Linked DNA regions of Homo sapiens: regions 1, 2 and 4 are each linked to region 3. Evidence: chromatin contacts called from ENCODE Hi-C or POLR2A ChIA-PET data. All regions are on one chromosome and are shown on one strand. The core of a region is the stretch at or near the end of the contact, and the rest is flanking DNA. Distances in the headings are between cores, read along the strand shown.

What was found. Hi-C counts contacts between places; a loop is a spot of excess contacts on that map. ChIA-PET counts read pairs that join two places held with the same protein, here RNA polymerase II (POLR2A). Pooled maps may share reads with other maps.
Region 1: a map with no recorded cell type shows a loop between it and region 3 (4-fold over the local background). The contact joins the promoter of LINC00428 here to the enhancer-like site in region 3. A Hi-C loop is called at or near these places in 3 of 37 single-sample maps with no recorded cell type and 4 of 50 pooled maps. POLR2A ChIA-PET finds 5 or more read pairs at or near these places in 1 of 52 experiments (WTC11).
Region 2: a loop to region 3 is called in a map with no recorded cell type, with 18 times the contacts of the local background. The contact joins two enhancer-like sites. A Hi-C loop is called at or near these places in 11 of 37 single-sample maps with no recorded cell type and 10 of 50 pooled maps. POLR2A ChIA-PET finds 5 or more read pairs at or near these places in 1 of 52 experiments (activated T-cell).
Region 4: a map with no recorded cell type shows a loop between it and region 3 (4-fold over the local background). The contact joins the promoter of DGKH here to the enhancer-like site in region 3. A Hi-C loop is called at or near these places in 2 of 37 single-sample maps with no recorded cell type and 4 of 50 pooled maps.

The regions. Positions count from the first base shown.
Region 1 is chr13:42,871,462-42,874,334 of GRCh38, reverse strand. It overlaps LINC00428 (long intergenic non-protein coding RNA 428), which reads left to right and starts at 1,591. Exons shown (of 5, transcript NR_126389.1): 1 at 1,591-1,777. RefSeq lists an enhancer at 896-1,684.
Region 2 is chr13:41,915,355-41,918,054 of GRCh38, reverse strand. The region is part of intron 2 of VWA8 (von Willebrand factor A domain containing 8); the gene reads left to right. Among named protein-coding and RNA genes, the nearest start is that of VWA8, 44 kb to the left of the region's middle. RefSeq lists enhancers at 51-170, 1,280-1,359. Within about 2 kb of position 1,299, at least 6 of the 41 ENCODE cell types and tissues checked have a DNase peak (open chromatin) inside an H3K27ac peak, as active enhancers do.
Region 3 is chr13:42,376,463-42,379,257 of GRCh38, reverse strand. No RefSeq gene overlaps it. Among named protein-coding and RNA genes, the nearest start is that of LINC02341, 47 kb to the left of the region's middle. RefSeq lists an enhancer at 1,170-1,249. Within about 2 kb of position 1,442, at least 5 of the 41 ENCODE cell types and tissues checked have a DNase peak (open chromatin) inside an H3K27ac peak, as active enhancers do.
Region 4 is chr13:42,047,274-42,050,012 of GRCh38, reverse strand. It overlaps DGKH (diacylglycerol kinase eta), which reads right to left and starts at 1,365. Exons shown (of 30, transcript NM_178009.5): 1 at 1,048-1,365. The coding sequence starts at 1,239. RefSeq lists a silencer at 1,059-1,588 and an enhancer at 2,129-2,218.

The DNA.
Region 1 (2,873 bases), core at 342-2,841, 490 kb before region 3:
TCACTCTAGTAATATCAGATGTTTTTACCGTCAGCAAAATAAAATTCCAAATGTTTTACTTTGATACCATGAATTGGATGAAAATAAAAGGAATCATTGTTGAAAATAACTGTTTTCCAATATGAAGCATCTGACTCCATTTCTATAAAAGTGGCATCATTTAATTGTTTGAAACTTTTTTTTCTGCCATTGGATCCAGCACCTTACCATCTATCGCTTTGTAGGGGAGGAGACCAGCTTTTCCTCTCTCCATCTTAGGTTCATGGCTGAGGCCCCTATAACAAAAGACAGATGAACCAGAGAAAAGCTTACATGTTTATTTAACATGCATTTTACATGAAATGGGAGCTTTCATAAGGAAATAAATACCTGAAGAAACAGTTAAACCTGTGTATTTTTTAAACCTGTGTATTTTTATGCTGGGTTTGATGAAGAGAGGAGAGTCATAGAGAAATATAATAGGGTGAAAAGTATGACATGATGATTATAAACTGGGGAAACTCAGCAAGGCCAGTTTGTTCAGTTTCCCTTCTGTGACCTTTTGTTTTCAGGGATAAGGATGTTCCTTTCTTCCTGGCATAGAGAGGGCACATCTTACATGAGAGTCTATGACCTCTTTCAGGGGAAGGTCAGAAAATCTTTCCTAGGTTTTATGAACTGCATCAGGGAAGGAGGCTGGGGGAAAGTCAGAGACACTTTCCCGCTTCTGCTGTTTTCCTCAAATTTCTTCCGTTTAAAATATTCAATACGCCAAGGAACCATATTTTGGAGCAGCATGCCCTGAACCCCATCAGCTTCACTTTTTGTATGTGTACAACAGACACAGAGTGCAGATTTAGAGAGGCAGTCATTTGATCCAAATGAAAAGCCATGCTTCACAGGATACTTTCCTTGTCTGCACGTGTCAAGTCCTCATGTTCATGCACAGTATGTATCTCAAATGTACTCTCGAATGAGAGTAGATACTAATAGTTTAGCAGATTCGTGTTTTCTATTTTTCATGTGGTGAGTGATGTCATATAGCCCCCATGGTAAGTGTTGATAAACATTTTGGGATTTATAGGTTTGTCATTAACATTCTCATGAACAAAGTATTTGATTTTCCATTACACATTTCCTTTCACTTTTTGAGCCCATTAATGCCAAAACATTTTTTGCAAAGTTAAAACGTGTTACTGTCAGGCCTCTGAGCCCAAGCCAAGCCATCGCATCCCCCGTGACTTGCACGTATACGCCCAGATGGCCTGAAGTAACTGAAGAATCACAAAAGAAGTGAATATGCCTTGCCCCACCGTAACTGATGACATTCCACCACAAAAGAAGTGTAAATGGCTGGTCCTTGCCTTAACTGATGACATTACCTTGTGAAAGTCCTTTTCCTGGCTCATCCTGGCTCAAAAAGCACCCCCACTGAGCACCTTGCGACCCCCACTCCTACCCGCCAGAGAACAAACCCCCTTTGACTGTAATTTTCCTTTACCTACCCAAATCCTATAAAACGGCCCCACGCTTATTTCCCTTCGCTGACTCTCTTTTCGGACTCAGCCCACCTGCACCCAGGTGAAATAAACAGCTTTACTGCTCTCACACAAAGCCTGTTTGGTGGTCTCTTCACACGGACGCGCATGAAATTTGGTGCTGTGACTCGGATTGGGGGACCTCCCTTGGGAGATCAATCCCCTGTCCTCCTGTTCTTTGCTCCATGAGAAAGATCCACCTACGACCTCAGGTCCTCAGACCGACCAGCCCAAGAAACATCTCACCAATTTCAAATCCGGTAAGCGGCCTCTTTTTACTCTCTTCTCCAACCTCCCTCACTATCCCTCAACCTCTTTCTCCTTTCAATCGTGGCGCCACACTTCAATCTCTCCCTTCTCTTAATTTCAATTCCTTTCATTTTCTGGTAGAGACAAAAGAGACATGTTTTATCCGTGAACCCAAAACTCCGGCGCCGGTCACGGACTGGGAAGGCAGCCTTCCCTTGGTGTTTGATCATTGCAGGGACGCCTCTCTGAGTATACACTCACGTTTCAAGGGTGTCAGACCATGCAGGGACGCCTGCCTTGGTCCTTCACCCTTAGCGGCAAGTCCCGCTTTCCTGGGGCAGGGGCAAGTACCCCTCAACCCCTTCCCCTTCACCCTTAGCAGCAAGTGCTGCTTTCCTGGGGCAGGGGCAAGTACCCCTCAACCCCTTCTCCTTCACCCTTAGCGGCAAGTCCCGCTTTCCTAGGGGGCAAGAACCCCCCAATCGCTTATTTCCGCCGCACCCCAACCTCTTATCTCTGTGCCCCAATCACTTATTTCTGCACCCTGACCTCTTATCTCTGTGCCCCAATCCCTTATTTCCCTGCCCCAACCCCTTCTCTGCTTTCCTGGAGGGCAAGAACCCTCCGCCCCTTCTCCCTGTCTCTACTCTTTTCTCTGGGCTTGCCTCCTTCACTATGGGTAAGCTTCCACCTTCCATTCCTCCTTCTTCTCCCTTAGCCTGTGTTCTCAAAAACTTAAAACCTCTTCAACTCACATCTGACCTAAAACCTAAATGCCTTATTTTCTTCTGCAATGCTGCTTGACCCCAATACAAACTCGACAGTAGTTCCAAATAGCCAGAAAATGGCACTTTGAATTTTTCCATCCTGCAAAATTCAATAATTCTTGTCGTAAAATAGGCAAACAGTCTGAGGTGCCTGACGTCCAGGCATTCTTTTACACATCAGTCCCTTCCTAGTCTCTGTGACCAGTGCAACTCGTCCCAAATCTTCCTTCTTTCCCTCCCGCCTGTCCCCTCAGTACCAACCCCAAGTGTCGCTGAGTCTTTCTAATCTTCCTTTTCTGCAGACCCATCTGACCTCTCCCTTCCTCCCCAGGTTGTTCCT
Region 2 (2,700 bases), core at 50-2,549, 460 kb after region 3:
GGACTTTGGTGCTAAATATTTTCACCCTTCATGTCCATTATATCTAACTACAGAATGTTACATGGTAAATAGGGGAAAGTTTAGCAGATGAGCACGTAGTTGCAGTGAGGAGGTTAGTCATGCTTCCTTTGAAATCTTGTGTTGTGATGTGGTAGAAAAATCAAATTCAGGGGCATGTTATGGGCCTAGATGTAGATTCTTTCTGAGCTATTTTGTGGGGTGATGAAATGGTAATGAAATGTCAAGTGAAAGTACTCTAACATAGGCTTTACCAGTGAGGATGTAGTAAGTACTGGGTTCCTTTCTCCCTTATTCTTCAGATTTGCCTCTAGGCCCAGCAGGTAATTTGAGTGTAAACTCAGGAGCCTATTCATATCCACCAAATCCACACTATACAGCCTGGTGTCCAGGGTACACAGCAGAGATAGGAGTTTGCAGGTGAGGATGAGACTTGAATAATTCTCCCGTACCTGGTTCTCATTGGCTGAGGGACTGGGCATGGTGCTTTACCTATAATCCTCACAAACCATACTCAATAAGTATTATTATCTTTATTTTGAAAATAAGGAAACTACAAATCTGCGTGTTCTGCACATGTATCTCAGAACTTAAAGTATAATTTAAAAAATTTAAAAAAGAAAATAAGGAAACAGACCTGAAAGAGTCAAAATGCTTGTCTAAGGACATGGATAAAAGACAGGATGAAAAATCACAGTAGGTCTGTCTGGCTTCAAAGACTTTTTTTTTTCCTCCATTATATTATGCTGCTTTTTGGGATACTAAGAAAACATCAACAGTTTTGAAGGATTTATTATAATAGAATCTGACCTATGCTTAATTTTCTAGAATTTTAATTTTAACTTTTATATGTATGAAAATTTGAGTTCATGAAGGGAGAAAATTATAATTTAGATAACTATGATAAAATTACTTTAAAGCCTTTGAATATGGCTGGGCAAAAAATAGTACATATTTTTTGAAAACAAATATTGGTTAGGAATTGAATCAGGGATTTAGGCCAGTATGAACTACATGTTTTTATCTTTACATAGAAAAGGAATCTTAGAATATAGGATCAAGCTCTTTGGGATTATTTTGACATCGGTTTATTATTATGTGGACTCCTGGAAGGTAGCATTTTGTGCCTGAAAACATTGAAGTTGGGGATTTCTCTCGTGTACTGTGCTATGTTTATATTAGGTTATGCATGGCAGTTTGGCACTTTGTTTTGCAGATGTTCGTAATGTACAGTCTTGAATCTTGTTTCTATTTCTGGCGTGCTTTTAAGTATGACTCATGTTTTCTTGAGGCCATTCTAAAAATACAGCTAGTTTCAAGCATTAATGTAAAATATACCACAGATACCACATAGCACTGCATGATGCTTTCTTTCAGTAGTTTAGTGCAATTTCCTGACAAATTAAATATAGACATGCTTTTTGGTAAAATACGCTATACTAAAACATGAATAAGTGAAAGTTGGATTTTCTTTGAGAAGTAGATCCTCTGATAACATAATATTCATTACAAAATAACTTTGAAATTTTAATAAAAGGAATAAAACATACCATTGATACCACCAAAAAGAAGTAGAACTAATGGCTGGAACAGCAAGTCTGCTAAATTTGATGTAGCCCTGAGAGGTCCACACTTGTAGGGAAAGTCTTGCACCTGAAGCTGGACACCTGTTGAAAAGCTTTTGGAGGGACTGTAGAACATAATGACTGAAATACAAGTTTTGGACTTAAACAACTTAGGTATAAATCTTGGTTTATGGACTTAGCAGCTATAGACAAATGATACTACATTTCCAATTTTGATTTTCTTATTGTAAAATGGGAGTAATGAGTATTTAACAAACACAGCATTTACTGTTATTAGACACTGTTCTAAGTGCTTAATATAATCCTCATAACAACTTTATAAGTAAGTACAATTGTATCTATTATACAGATGAGGAAACTGAGCAGAGAGGTTAAATAACTTGATTAAGGTTACATAGCTAGTAAATAGTAGAGTTGGAATTTGAACCCAGCCAATCTGTCTTGAATCTGTGTCTTTATACAATAGGTCTGCTGCTTTCTAGAATTGTTATGAGATCCTATGTGAAAAATCGTTTGTATGTTTACCTGGTACCTGATAGGAATGCAATAAATTATAGCCATTATTAGTATTGTTATTGAGGGAGAATAAAAGCAGGGAAAATGTATTTTCTTTGTGAAGGTATGCCATAGACTACAAGGCCAGCCATGGGATTCAGAAGTAGCTTATATGTATTAAGAAACTTATGTAAAATTGGAATGTGATGATGAGAGCCTTAGATATCCTGACAACTCCTACAGACTTACTCTAAAGGTAGAACTTATTCTCTACTGATTTCCTCGCTAAAAGTTTTATCTTTCAGAAGGTAAAGGAAATAGAGAGAAACTCTTTCTCTGGGCTTAATTGTGACAAACTCATTAGTGGTGTGCAGGCAACAGAGGCCTTGAGAAAAAATAATGACTACACAATATTTCTCAACTATGGTGCCATTGACATACTGGGCAGGATGAGACCATCTTGGTCATTGCATTTACCATCACAAAATATCAGTGGTGTACCAAATTATTTCTCATTTCCCAAAGCTTTACAACAACCCAAAGTACTCCCAGACATTTTCCAAATGCCTCCTGGCAGGCCTAGAATGGTAGCAGTATGGTC
Region 3 (2,795 bases), core at 193-2,692:
CAGACATTGTCAAACCTCCCCTGAGATTCAAGCCACTCCTGGTGGAGGACTGATCTATTGTAGCCATTTCTTTTTCTCCTCTTCTTGGATATTCTGTTTCAAGTATTATACAAATCTGGAGATTCCTTAGAGATATGTATTATGAATCCTGAGCATCATCAGGGTAACAAGAAATAAGGCCAAATTTATTGGGGGAGGGTGGCTGGTGCACCTCTGATTATGATTTGGTAGGGCTATTTTGTCAAATCTGGCCTGTAGAAAGAAGTCTCTATAGTAGGACAAGACCAAAGAAAAGACTAAAAATGTCAAGACGGTGGTTTCTGCTGAGTCAGAAGCCCAGGCCTCTCTTCCCAAGATTTCACCTCCTGGACACTGGTCACTAGCTAGGATCAACACAGGCAAGGAGTTATTTCTATCTCCAGTAGGATTGACTATTTTAAATGATTTGCGGATTCAGCCATTTCATAGCAAACAAATCCCACATCACAAAAACCACCAGGGAAATTGCCACTAATGAGTATGCTTGTTAACGACCTTAGTAAAGAAGGCAAGAAGGCAGTGGCTGAAACGGCTGGGCCCCAGAACTGTGGTCTCCCCTCTGAAGCTGGCCTCACACCCTGAGGCTGAGGTTAGTGTGAGAAGACAGTGTGACCTCTCACTTCCTACGCACCTCCCTCCTGGAGAACCATCTCAGGACCTCAGGATTGGCCTCTGGATCTCACCAACTAGTGCCCATGACTTTCATGGGTGTAAAAATAAAATTATGGTGGTAAAGCTCATGGGGTCATCCCATCTACTAAGAATCTGAAAGACTGATGGGTCATGCTTTGTGGCCCAAAACCACAATCTAGTCTGATGGTTCCATTGCCTCTGCCATCTGATATGATATCACACGGAGGGAAGAGGCAGAGCCTAGGAATAAGGCAGCCTGGAGCCAGATTATGGAGGGCTCCATGCCAAAAATACTAAATATAGATTATTTCTGGACTCATAAACTTCCCATGCCAAGAAGTCATTTTCTCTGATGTTTGTGGGGGAAGCATGGACATGGTATTGAAGACACCAGTGATTTAGTTAAATCACAGGAAACTCCTATAATCCCTGTGCTACTAGAATTCCCAGCAATACGTTTATGTAAGTAACTATAACATGAGATAATAAAAAGCTACCTAGAGAGAAGAAGAAGAAGCCCAAAACTCTTCAAGTCTCTTTAGAAGCAAAGGAAGTACTTTTCTGATGCAAAGCTTCGTAGCAGATATAGTAACACTTTCCGTTTCCACTTTCTGAATTACTCATCTCACTATTTACCATCCCAGAGTTACCAAGGGTAACAGTGAGACAAAAATGTACCCCCACTGGGACTAAAAAGGAAGTCTGGGTTGTATTTCACACCTGCTCCCTCTCCTTCAGCTCTGCATTGGGTGACAGATGCAAAACTCCTTCAGATTTGACTAAAGGTAACCCACACTCCTGGAGTTTGAGTGAATACCCACAAGCCACAGGCTAAATATGTCAGAGGGAGTTTTATAGGGGTTCCCACAGCTTCCCCATTTCCTTCCAGCTAAGTAACATGGTGCCCAGGGTTCTTTTGGTGCAGTGCAGCTTGGAGATTTGATATACGCAAAGGGGTGCATCTGTTTCCAGAAGGGCATAGTTAGCTGCCATTGGCCATCATGCTCGACACAAACTACTCCGCGTTCACATCATCACAATTTACATTATCTTCTATATCATTTTCTGTGACACATTAAATTCCCCATGCAAAAGCCATTTTCCTATCTCTTTCCTTTGCTAGAAAAAGAAGTCAATAATGACCACATTGCTTAGTGCTTACAATAGTTTTATTGCTTTTGTACTAGGTTATGATAGACACTGCACAGACATTTTAATTCCATTTAACAAAAATAAAACAGAAATACAACTTTCAAAATGAAATTGAGTACTGGCTAGGCACAGTGACTCACGTGTGTAATCCCAACTCTTTGGGAGGTCAAGAGCAGGGAGTTCAAAACCGGCTTGGGCAACATAGTAAGACCCAATTTCTACAAAAATAGAAAATTAGCTTGGCATGGTGGCATGCTCCTACAGTCCTAGCTACTCAGGAGACTAAGGCAGGAGGATTCATTGAGCACAGATGTTCGAGGCTGCAGTGAGCAAGGATGGGACGTACTGTATTCCAGCCTGGGCAACAGAGCTAGACCCTGTCTCAAGAAAGAAAGACAAAGGGGGTGGGGGGAGGAAGGAAGGAGGGGAAGGAAGGAAAAAAGGAAGGAGGGAAGGAAGGGAGGGAGGGAGGGAACCAAGTACCAGTGCTGAGGACATGTAATATACTAAAAGAGCCTATAATGTGAATTTGAACTTTGTCTGCCACCTTGAAAAAGAGTAATAGAGAAGTCTTTTTTTTTTTTTTAACATATGCTGTGTCTCACAAGCCCTTCATCCAATGGGAAAACAGCAAGTGTGGAAAATTTAGAACACATCTAGTATTAGGGCATAGCCCAAGTTGCTGTAGCAAAGTTACACAAAACACAGTGCCTCAAGCAGAATGGAAAAATATTTCCTTTTAACAGAGGAGCACATAGGTTGTGGGTAAGGCAAGGCCAAGAAGCTGACTCTGCTCCATGAGGTCCTCCAGGGACCCAGGATCATCTTCTGTTTTTAAAAAAAATTAAATCTAATTTCTATAGAGCCAAATACACTTTTCCAAGTGTTTCCACTTGTTGCCCTAGCAACATTCCCTAGAATGTTGCTCTTATCTGCAGCACCTCCTCTTTATTCTGCCCCAAAGGAAGGGT
Region 4 (2,739 bases), core at 116-2,615, 330 kb after region 3:
CTGTAGAATGAATTTTTTGCAAATTTATTTTTAAAAACGGTACCCCAAGCCAATGATTTTGTGGTTCCGTTTTCAATATCCTCGTTAAATTTCCCTACTGATAACAGACTCTCTCTGTGAAGATTTTTAAATTACAATGAAAATTAGAATACATAAAAATCCTTTAATATCCATAAGCATTTGCTTTGGTATGTTCATGATCAAATTAAAAATTAACTTTGAGACCTCACAGGTCGACAGCACAAGCTTCATTAACAAGAGTAACACACCATCCTAATGTCCACACAGCACAGAGGTAACTTCTCATTATTAAAAAGAACCATGGACGCATGGTTCTGAACCCTGCCTGCACTTGGCGGGAACCTGCGACACGAAAGCCTGGCCAGCCCTTGGAGCCATGCAGGGTGCGGTTAAGCCGCGAACACCATGTCCCACTTGCCTGCCTCGGGGCTTCTGCCTTCCAGACCGCAGCAGGAGGCAGAGGGGCAGGAAAGGCTGACCGGTGTCACCTTCCACCCACCCTCTGAGTGGGCCTAAGTGGGAAAGCAGCAGGGCTCACTGCAGCGCAGGCTGGTTGGCCAGCACATGCGCACGCTCCCCCGAACGGCAGGGAAGAAAAATTGAAACTCTCCTTTTAAGTTCCCTAAGTAGGAACTCGCGACTGCGCGTCAGCTTTTTCCCACGCTCCCGCCGAGCCGCGGGTTCCCTGCACCCGCCTCTGCCAGTCGAACTCCCTGGGAGCCCAGGCTCGCAGCCTCCCGCGCAGCCGCCGGGAATCCGTCCCGCAGCACCGCGGTCCAGCGCCCCCGGGCCCCGCCCCACCCCTCCCCGCCCCGCCCGCGCCCCAGGCCCCGCCCCGCCTCACCGTCTCACCATCCCCGCCTTCCCCGCCTTCCCCGCCTTCCCCGCCTTCCCCGCCTTCCCCGCCTTCCCCGCCTTCCCCGCCTTCCCCGCCTTCCCGGGATCGCCCGGCGCGTTCCAGCGCCCCCGCGCCCTCTCCACCTCCCGCTTTCCACGCGGCCCTCAGGCCCGCCTCCTCCGCCCTACCTTGGTCCGGATCTGCCCCGAGGTAGACACTTTGCGGATCAGTTTCTGGGGTCCCTCTTGCTCCGCTTCGCTGTCAGACGAATCCTCTCCCGGCCCCGCCGAGGCAGCGGCGGAGGTGACCGCGGCGCCGGCTCCGGCGGCCGCTCCTCCAGCGGCGCCCGGAGGGTGGTGCTGGCCTCCGGCCCCTGCCATCCTCTCCGACTCCTGCGGGGACACAGCACCGCCCGGCGGGGGCGGCGGCGTTGGTCAGCGGGTGGGCTCTGCCCGAGCGGAGCCCGGAACCCCGTGCCCGGCCGCCGCCGCCATCTTCCGTTTCCCTAGCTACCCCCGCGAGGTAAGGGTCGCCCGGGGCAGGCGCCCTCCAGGCAGGGGTCCACCCGGCTCCTCCGCTCGGTTCCCGCCGGAGCGGCGGCCACGGTGGGACGCAGAGGTAACGGACCCCCGCCCGCCTCGGACCCCTGCGCACCCAGCCTCGGATAGGACCAGCGCGGGTAGAGAGGATGGGGTGACAGGGTTTGGAGCAACATCTCTTCCACTCCCTTACGGTCTGGGTCCCTAGGATGGACAGGAGGGTGGGGGAGGCAGGAAACCTCTGCAGCCCACCCCGTAGTGGCGATGCCCGCACACCCCCTCTCACTTCTGGACAGCAGGGGCAACGCCGATCCCTGGGGAAGAATGGGAACCTGGAGCTTCCTCCCAGCACCCTTGGGTGCACCCGCCACCTCCTGAACCCCGAATCTCTCCAGAGACACTTGGGCCTCGCCGCGCGGTTCCAGCTGAATAAAAGTCCCCTCTGCCACCAAGACAGTCGGGGGCTGCCCCTCGTCGGTTTCCCCACCCCCAGCCCCACTCCGAGGACCGTACCTCTCCCGCCTCCGCCAGGGCCGTCGGGTCCCCTCAGCTCTCCTGACGGCGGCGTTCAGTTTCTGGCCCACCCCCACCCCCATCCGGCGCACACGGAAGAGAAGAGCATTTTCCGGGAGGTTCAGCTCCGCTCTGAGAACTTTTCGTTCAGAAAGAGCGATCCCCTTCGGCTAACAGGAAACTGGGAAGGGCGTGGAGAAAGCGCAGAAACAAGAGACTACACGCAGCCCAAGACGACAGAACGCACAAGAAGTGTCTAAGCTGAAGCGCTAACCGAGATTGCCTGGAAGAAAACAATACACTCGAGCCATGCGAACACCAGTACCCGAGACAAAAAGCCTTGGAAGTCCTGGCAGAGCCACTCCCTAGCCCGGACTAGAGCAGGAGGAAGTGGGATCAACAGGCTGTAGCCACCGCGCACAACTCCCCTGCAAGCTGGCTGCGCGGGCACTTGGGAACCGCGGACTGGCAGCGGGTTGTGCACGCTCAACGTCAAAGAAGCCTCACAGGTGTGAGGGGGCTGCGGTGAGGGGGCTGCGAGAGAAGACATTAAAACGACAGATCCCTCTTGTCATCCAAAGAGAACACCAAACTGGTGTTAGCTATATTTTTAAATAGGACAAAAAGTCCCTGCCAGACTGTGGAGTCTCTCCACCTGGAGAAAGCATTCAATCTCTGTTATGTTCATGCCTTTCAGTACCATTCCTTTCGTATTTTTTCAGTTGACATGACCTTTAAGGTTCCTCCAAACTAAGGTTCTAATTTTTTTTTTTAACTTGCAGTCTTACTCCCAACAAGAAATTTGATATATTAGAGCTAACAGTTCTA